Linked DNA regions of Mus musculus: region 2 is linked to region 1. A link is a contact called in ENCODE Hi-C or POLR2A ChIA-PET data. All regions are on one chromosome and are shown on one strand. The core of a region is the stretch at or near the end of the contact, and the rest is flanking DNA. Distances in the headings are between cores, read along the strand shown. Region 1 holds the start of Palm3 (paralemmin 3). Region 2 holds the start of 4930432K21Rik (RIKEN cDNA 4930432K21 gene).

Evidence for each region. Hi-C counts contacts between places; a loop is a spot of excess contacts on that map. ChIA-PET counts read pairs that join two places held with the same protein, here RNA polymerase II (POLR2A).
Region 2: POLR2A ChIA-PET joins it to region 1 with 13 read pairs in Patski. The contact joins the promoter of 4930432K21Rik here to the promoter of Palm3 in region 1. A Hi-C loop is called at or near these places in 1 of 37 maps with a recorded cell type or tissue (T-helper 17 cell). POLR2A ChIA-PET finds 5 or more read pairs at or near these places in 2 of 5 experiments (Patski and embryonic stem cell).

The regions. Positions count from the first base shown.
Region 1 is chr8:84,019,537-84,023,324 of GRCm38, forward strand. Palm3 (paralemmin 3) reads left to right here and starts at 1,938. Exons shown (of 7, transcript NM_028877.1): 1 at 1,938-1,992. The coding sequence starts at 1,952.
Region 2 is chr8:84,145,897-84,149,684 of GRCm38, forward strand. 4930432K21Rik (RIKEN cDNA 4930432K21 gene) reads left to right here and starts at 2,142. Exons shown (of 9, transcript NM_029045.2): 1 at 2,142-2,502; 2 at 2,942-2,989. The coding sequence starts at 2,962. It overlaps Cc2d1a (coiled-coil and C2 domain containing 1A), which reads right to left and starts at 2,021. Exons shown (of 29, transcript NM_145970.2): 1 at 1,751-2,021; 2 at 418-553. The coding sequence starts at 1,810.

The DNA of each region.
Region 1 (3,788 bases), core at 688-3,187:
CCATGGGACCCCAGCTTCCTTCTGGAGTGTTGAATATGCTCTTGATCTAGATAGGAGCAAGGGCTGCCTGTCACTGTGCATATGCTAATTGCCACAAATGGAAAATGCTGTTAAAAAAAAAAAGCATGCAAAGCCTCTGGAACGATACCTCAGTCCAGAGTTCCTGCTATATAAGCATGAGGGCCTGGGTTTGGCTCTCAGCACCTACGGAAAAAAAGTCCGTGGGAGCTCCTGTCCCTCAGCCCAGCACTGTGAAGACAGAGGCAGGTGTGTTCCCAAGCCTTAGTGGCCAGTGAGCTAGCCAAGTGAGGAAGCCTCTGATTCAATGAGAGGCCCTATCTCAGCAAATACGGTGGTGACTGACACCAGCAATTGCGTCCGTGTGCACAGGACTAGGACACGTGGGTATAGACATTAAACAGGGCAGGGGTGTGGCTCAGTGCTGAGGACCTGCCTACCAGGTTCAACTCCAGCACACATACAAATATGTATTCATATATGCACACATATATGTCCTCTTGTCGTAGAAATATGTTTTCAGAATAATCTAGAAGCTTAAATTCAACTTCCCCCGCCCCCGTTCTAGGGATTGAATCTAGGGCCTTATGTATGCCAAGCAAGCTCTCTACCACAAAACCACATGTCCAACACCCCATTCCCCACCCACTTAGTTCTAGACAATTTATTACTAAGTTTCCTAGACTGGTTTTTAACTCACTTTGTAACCCAAGGGAGGCTTAACCTTGCCATTCTCCTACCTGAACCTTCCTGGAAGTGGGATTCCAAGTCAGGTGACCTACTTGATTCAGGTTCAATCAAACCTTCATATATATATGTATATATATTTGGCTCTGTTTTTGTTGAGACAGGGTTTTTCTGTATAGCCTTAACTGTCCTGGAACTCACTCTGTATTCCAGGCTGGCCTGGAACTCAGAAATCCACCTACCTCTGCCTCCTAAGTGCTGGGATCAAAGGCATGCGCCACCACCGCCAGGCAAATCTTTAGATTCTTAAGAGTCTGTACTAGACTGTGGAACATAGGCCATTCCAGCCCTTGAGGACAGCCCCAATCCAGTATGGTGGAGCCTGTGCTTCCAGGAGAGACACTCAACTTTACGTGCCAAAAGTGGCCCATGGAGCCCTGAAGCGGTCAGGAGAGGAGAGGCCTAGATGTGGGTAAGTTTACCACTCGGTGTGGTGGGGGAAGGGGTCCTTGCTCAGAGCAAGGTCCTCTGAAGCACCTAGCTGAGACAGACAAGGGCTGATCTCTTTCAAGACAAAGATCAAACCTGGTCTGGTTGTGGAGGTCTGTAATGACAGAGTTCAAAGGAAAGACATCCTCGGTAGTGAATTGGAGGCCATTTCCCTATCGTTTATTTCTACCCCCACCCTTAAACATTAAATAGCACAACAGGGTCTTCTGACCTGCAGGCCAATTGAAGTTATTCTCCCATTTCCCAGCGGGGCAAACTGAAGCCTTGAAACCTGAGGCAAATTGTCCACAGTGACCCACATCCTGGGCTTCTTGGTTGCCATGGTCTCCGAAAGCCGGGTCAGAGAGCTCTCCCTACAGCATGCTCCAAGGTCCTAGAAGGGAGAGCCAATGACTCTGGGCTTTTAGTAAAACTTTCCTGTGTGAGTGCCCAACGCAGGCGCGTGTTCCCCAGCGGCCGCGGGTCAGTGCTTGGCTGCTGTCCCCCACCTGCTGGAGCACCGGCGTGGCTGCGTGTATATGAACTGGGAGGCAGCCTAGCGCAGCGTGGAGGCCGGAGGCTGGTAAATAATTCATCCTGAGAAGTTGATAGCGCTCCCCAGCACTGCCCCAGCCCCAACCGGGCCGCGCCTCCCGCCCAAACCAGCTGGACCTGCTCTCCTGCTCCGCCCCACAGCCCCCTCCCATCAACCAAGGCCCAGTCTGGGGCCTTTGGCTCACACCTCTGCTGGGCAGTGATGGCTCTGCAGACCCCGGTGTTGTCTCCGGCCACACCCACGTAAGTGTCTGGGGTGGGGGCGGGAGGGCGGGGTGGAAAGGCTGGGGTAGGGGGCACCGGCCTGGCCTAAGAGCCCCAGTTGGCCTTTCTAAGGAGCCGAGGGGAGCACGAGGGGACGTGGTGGCCAAACCTGGGACCCATTCAGAGCCAAGCCTCTAGAGAGCTAGGCCTACTGCAGAGTTAGGGGACAAAGGGTGTCAGGATCCAAGAATGTGCATCCAAGTGTAATCCTGGTCACCAACCCTCTCAAGAATGCAGCGAGGAAATGCTAGAGATTCCAGGGAGAAAGGCGCGCCCCAACCTCCAAAGATTGGCAAAGTCTTAGGCAACAATGGCCACCCCTCCGCTCCTTGTCAGCAGCAACTCGATTATGGCTGAGGCACGACCTTGGAGTTAAGAGATGAGCGACGTGTGGGGAGTTCACCTTAGCTGAGGCTCTTTCAAAGTGAGAGAGGTTTGGTTCAGTCGCCAGCTTTTGCCTAGTATGGGATTATCCACCCTTAGTTAGGGAATGATGGGTAGAGGGGTTCCAAGAGATTATAGAAACTTCTAGAAAGAGGGCTTCCCTCCAGTATGGACCCCAATTCTGTCCTTTACTCTCTGTGCCCTCCATTGCATTATTCACCAAGTACAAACCTGGTTGCTTAGCAATGGGAACCCGATCCTCCCCCCCCCCAAGGAAGAGTTAGGGAGATAGCATCTTAGGAGTGGGACAGCTGAGGGGGACTTCAGCCCTCCCCCAAGGACAGAGTGATGAACAGGAGTCTAGACTTCCCTAGGGACATCTGTCAGGCAACCTTCAGCCCTTGCCCTAGTCGAAATCCCCTCCTCTAGGAGGGTCTCTGGCCTCCTATGTGTATCCAAATGAAGGTCCTTAGAGCCCCTGAACCCTGCACTGTGTGTTGCCAACACTGAGGGAGAAGTCCTTCGTGTCCTCATTCACCCTCCTGACTTCAGACAATCTCATGCTGTGTGTGTGTGTGTGTGTGTGTGTGTGTGTGAATGCATTTGTGTGTGTGTGAGTGAATGTGTAGAAGAGTGATAACTGTGAGTGTGAATGTGTGTGGGTAGATGTGTGTGTTCTGTGGATGTAACTGTGTGTATATAAGAGTGTGTGGTTGCATGTTTGTATGTCTTCTGTGAATGTGTGTGTGTACATATGAGAGGTGTGGGTGCATGCATGTGTATGTGTATGAGTGTATGTGTGTGTGTATGAAAGTGTGTGAGTACATGTGTTGTGTGTGTCCTCTGTGAGTGTGTGTGTCATCTGAGAGTGTTTGCAAAGGTGTGAAGGTATAAGTATGTGTGCACATGTTTGTGTGTGTGTGGATGTATGAGTGTTAAGAGTGTATGTGCATGCTAGAGTGTGTGCAAGGGTGTGAGAGTACAAGTGTGTGTGTATGTGTTAGTGTGGACAGAGGACAACCCTGTGTGGTTTCTGACTCTCAACTTGTTTGAGACAGGCTCTTGTTTGCTGCTGCAGAGCTGGGAGGATAGAGCCATCTTTCAGTTTGTTCTGGGCATCTGCTCATGGAGCCACCTCTCCAGTCCCTCAGACGAGTCTATTTGCTATTCCTCAGAACCTCAGTTTCCCCTCAGGAAAACAGGAACATTAGTACTGTTTGCCTTCTAGGATCACAAGGAAGATAAAATGTTTCTACAGATAGGGCATGTCTAAGCCTGACCGGCACGTGCCTTGTGGCTACTTTGGCCAGGTCTGTTCTGAGCAGGAATGTCAGATGCAAGAGTGGACTGCAGCCAGCAAATGGTGAGGGGTGGGGCCTGAGCAGAGGTGG
Region 2 (3,788 bases), core at 892-3,391, 130 kb after region 1:
TAAACTGAAAACTATGAGGAGCTGGGAAGATGGCTTTATAGTTAAGACTACATCCTGCTCCTGCAGAGGACCTGAGCTTGGGTCTCAGCACTCACATGGGGTGGCTCACAACTACTTGTAACTTCAGCTCTGGGGAATCTGACATAGTTTGCTGGCTTCCATGTGTGTCTGCACACATGTCTCTCTTTCTCTCTCACACACACACACACCAAATTCTCAACAAAGAAGAAAAACATGGCAGGAAACAGATTGGAAAAGACCCAGTTCCACCCACAGCTGACCCTGACAGGATCACCCAGAACCTAGACTCTAGGAAGGTAGGGCTCCTGTTTTCCTGCCCCATGTCCATCCCAGTGCCTAGCTCCAAGTACTGCCCACAGCAGAAGTCCCAAAGAATATGTTGAGCATCTTTCTTACCTTGGCCTTTCAGTTTCTCTAGGGCCTGGGGCTGACCCCCCACCAAAGCCAGGAATTCAGCCTCCAGCTCCTCCTCATTAATCCCATCCTCGGGGATCATCAGGCCGTCTGGGGAGAAGTCAACCAGCAGACCAAGCTACGGGAGCAACCGGGCTCCAGTTAGACCTTCCATAGACCGCTCAGGCCCAGAGACCCGTCGGGATGCTGGAACCAAATCTCTACGAGGAAGCCATTTCTTGGAGAGACCAGGAGGCTGAGGAAGACACCCTCATACAATAACGTTCTTTATGCACATGGCTCCCCAGCAGCAGAGAACGCACCAGTGTGGGACTGGAAGGTGCACTCATCATTAAAGTGCTAACCCTAACCCTAGTATGTGCAAAGCTGGGTTCCATCCCAGCATGGCAAGGAGAAAAATAAATAAATAAAAGCCACGATGACTATGACAACAGTGGGGGCAAAGTTGAAGAACTGGGTCTTTTTTATAGACCTGCCCTTCTGCTTTGGCTAGTGACCAACAAAATATGATGAGTTACATGAAATTACCCTTTCTATAGGTCCAAATTGGCCAAATCTTAGCAGTTATGCATGGCTTCACCTATTGAGTGAAGCCATTAGTCACAGAGAGCCCAAGAATCCAGCGGCCACACTCCCTCTGTTCTAGCATTTTTCCATAAATAGTCTCAGTAAGTCTTTATAACTGCCCTTTAAGGACTCTTCTAGGCTTCCATTCCACAGGTGGAAAAACTGAGGCTCCAAACTACAAATACATTCAGTCAAATGTACCTAGGTCAGGGGGAACCTGAGCACAGAGCCCTGGGATCCCTGGTTCAAAGATGGGACAAATCAAACTCCCACAGGCCCTGAATCTGGGAGTATGGCTCTGGGCCACAGTCTTGTAGGTTTTCCTGTACACCTCTGGACTGACATTTCTGTCTGGCCAGGTGCTTCATCCTTGTGACCTTGACTAGATAGATCTCTGCGCCTCCCTTATCCTTAGTGTCCTCATCTGTACAATGGGTGTAGAGTGTGGCCTGACCCAGTTAATGCAAAGGCCTGAAAAGCCGGTCTGATTGCTTTCCCTTCCCGGTTGGAAGTGCTGCAGCAACAGGTGTTCCCTGAATCTGGGGTGTGAAGCTAGAAGCTGGATGGCCCAACCCAGTAGGCCATACACCTCACCTCGGGGGCGGGGCGGAGACCAGGGTTCACCTGGTGGCGAGGATCAGGCTTTTCTGGGGGTGGGGCACTCCCCGCGAGTGTGAGGAAGGGTGGAGAGAGACTCTGAGGAAGGGTGGGCAGGTACCCCTCGGTGGGTAGAGGGGCACACACTCACCTGGCGGGCAGTGACAGCACCTCGGCCCGGGGGTGCCTGGGGTCCATTCCTCTTGTGCATCTTCCAGGCTCGAAGCCCGGACTACCAGCCCCTGCACCTTTGCCTTGCCTTGCCTCTTCACCGAAGTCGAGTCTCAGAGCTCGCGCTGTTCCTGAGCCCTGAGTCCCTCCTCCGCGCCCGGCCCCCCGGGATTCTCGAGTTTGGGCCGCCCAGCTTCCGCCTTGGCCTTCAGGAGCGCGGCGGCTGGATTCGTGGGCTCTCTAGTTAAACTACAATTCCCGGCAGTCAGAGCGTGGAGGCGCATGCGCCTAGCATAAAGTAGGGCAGAGAGAAGGCGGAGCATGCGTAAGGTGTGTAGTCGGTACTACGCGTGCGTGGGGCGTGGCCTCACGGGCGGGAAAAAGAGAGAGAGCTGCAGGTGTGAGGGCGCGGCAGTGTGACGTCTGTGGCTCCACACCGCCGCACATCGTTCTGTTAGGCTTTGTGGTGGAGTGGGTGCGGGTGTGGGTGTGGGTGTGGATGCTCCTGCTCTCCCGTCTGTGGCGCAGGTCTTCAGGAGCCGAGTCCACAGTGTCAGGCCTCAGGCCTTCCTGTCTCCCACCGCCAGTTTGCCACGCGGTCCCCGTGACTGCCTATGTGGGTATTTTCTCAGAACGTTACGCCAGTGACCTAGGCGACCTATTCCCCATCAGATCCAGGTTGACCTCGTCCCGACTAAGGACAGAGCAACTTCCATTACTGCTGTGGCCCAGGTTGGTTCTGGCTTGCCATGGGTCCCACAGTCTGAAGACATTGGCCGGAAGCCACTCCTGACGCGGGGTAGCCCTCCTAAAGTCTTGTGTGACTTTGGTGGGTCTCCAGAGACCTCTCTGAAGCTTCCAAGTACCCCATGTCCCAGATAATTAAGCTTTGGGTGTGGGTGGGGGAGAAACGTAGTTGTCTCCAACCCAGAGACTCCAGCAGATACCGTGAAGAGGACGAGATCGTTCCTTCACACAGGGAAAGGGTGTGAATGGCTACCTGGCCATGGTCCAAGGTGGCTATGACCTGTCGCCCCACCCAGTGTCCTGCTGAAGACCAGCTGACTCCCCTCATCAGGCTGCCAGATGGGCCCAGTGGAGGAGGGAGACAGGGTACAGATGGGGACATACAGTGCTGGCAACAGCTGGAGAGTTTGTTTGTTGTTTTCAGATTTCTCAGGGAAAGATAAAATGAATAAGAAGAAACAGCGGAACTCAGGTATTTGGTTTATTCAAATTGGCTTTTTATTTTATTTTTATTTTTAATTTATTTCCAGGCAGAGTTTATGTATATCCCTGGCTGTCTGTCCTAGAACTAACTCTGTAGATCAGGCCTCAAACTCAGAGACAAACCTGCCTCTGCTTCCAGAGTGCTGGGATTAAAAGTATGATTCACCACAACCTGGCCTCAAATCGGCTTTTAAAATATTTATTTGAGGTACTAGGAATGGAACATGGAGCTTCCTGCATGATAAAACACTCTACCATGAAACTACATCTCAGACCCAAGGTGACCTTTTTAAACTTTTTATGATGTTTTTGAGATGGAGGAGGGGATTCTTGCCATGTGGGCCGACTAGTTTTATGTCAGTTTGACCCAAGTCATTTGGGAAAAGGGACTCTCAATTGGGAAAATGCCTCCAAAAGATTTGCCTGTAGCCAAGAGTGTAGTGTGTTTTCTTGATTAATGATTGATGTAGGTGGGTCCAGCTCGTGGGTGTGCTGCCTGGAGGCAGGTAGTCCTAAATTACATAAGAAAGCAGTTAGCTGTGAGCAAAAGCCCGTAAACAGCATTCCTTCATATCCTTTGTGAGTTCCTGAGGTTCCTCTCCTGACTTTCTCTGGTGATGGACTATGATATAAAAGTGTAAGTGGAATAAACCCTTTCTCCCTTGACTTGCTTTTGTTCATAGTTTTATGGTTTTTATAGTTTTTATTCCAACAATAGAAATCCTAACTAAGACATCATGTAGCCCAGGCTGGCTTTGAGCTTATGATCTTCCTGTCTCAGCTTTCCA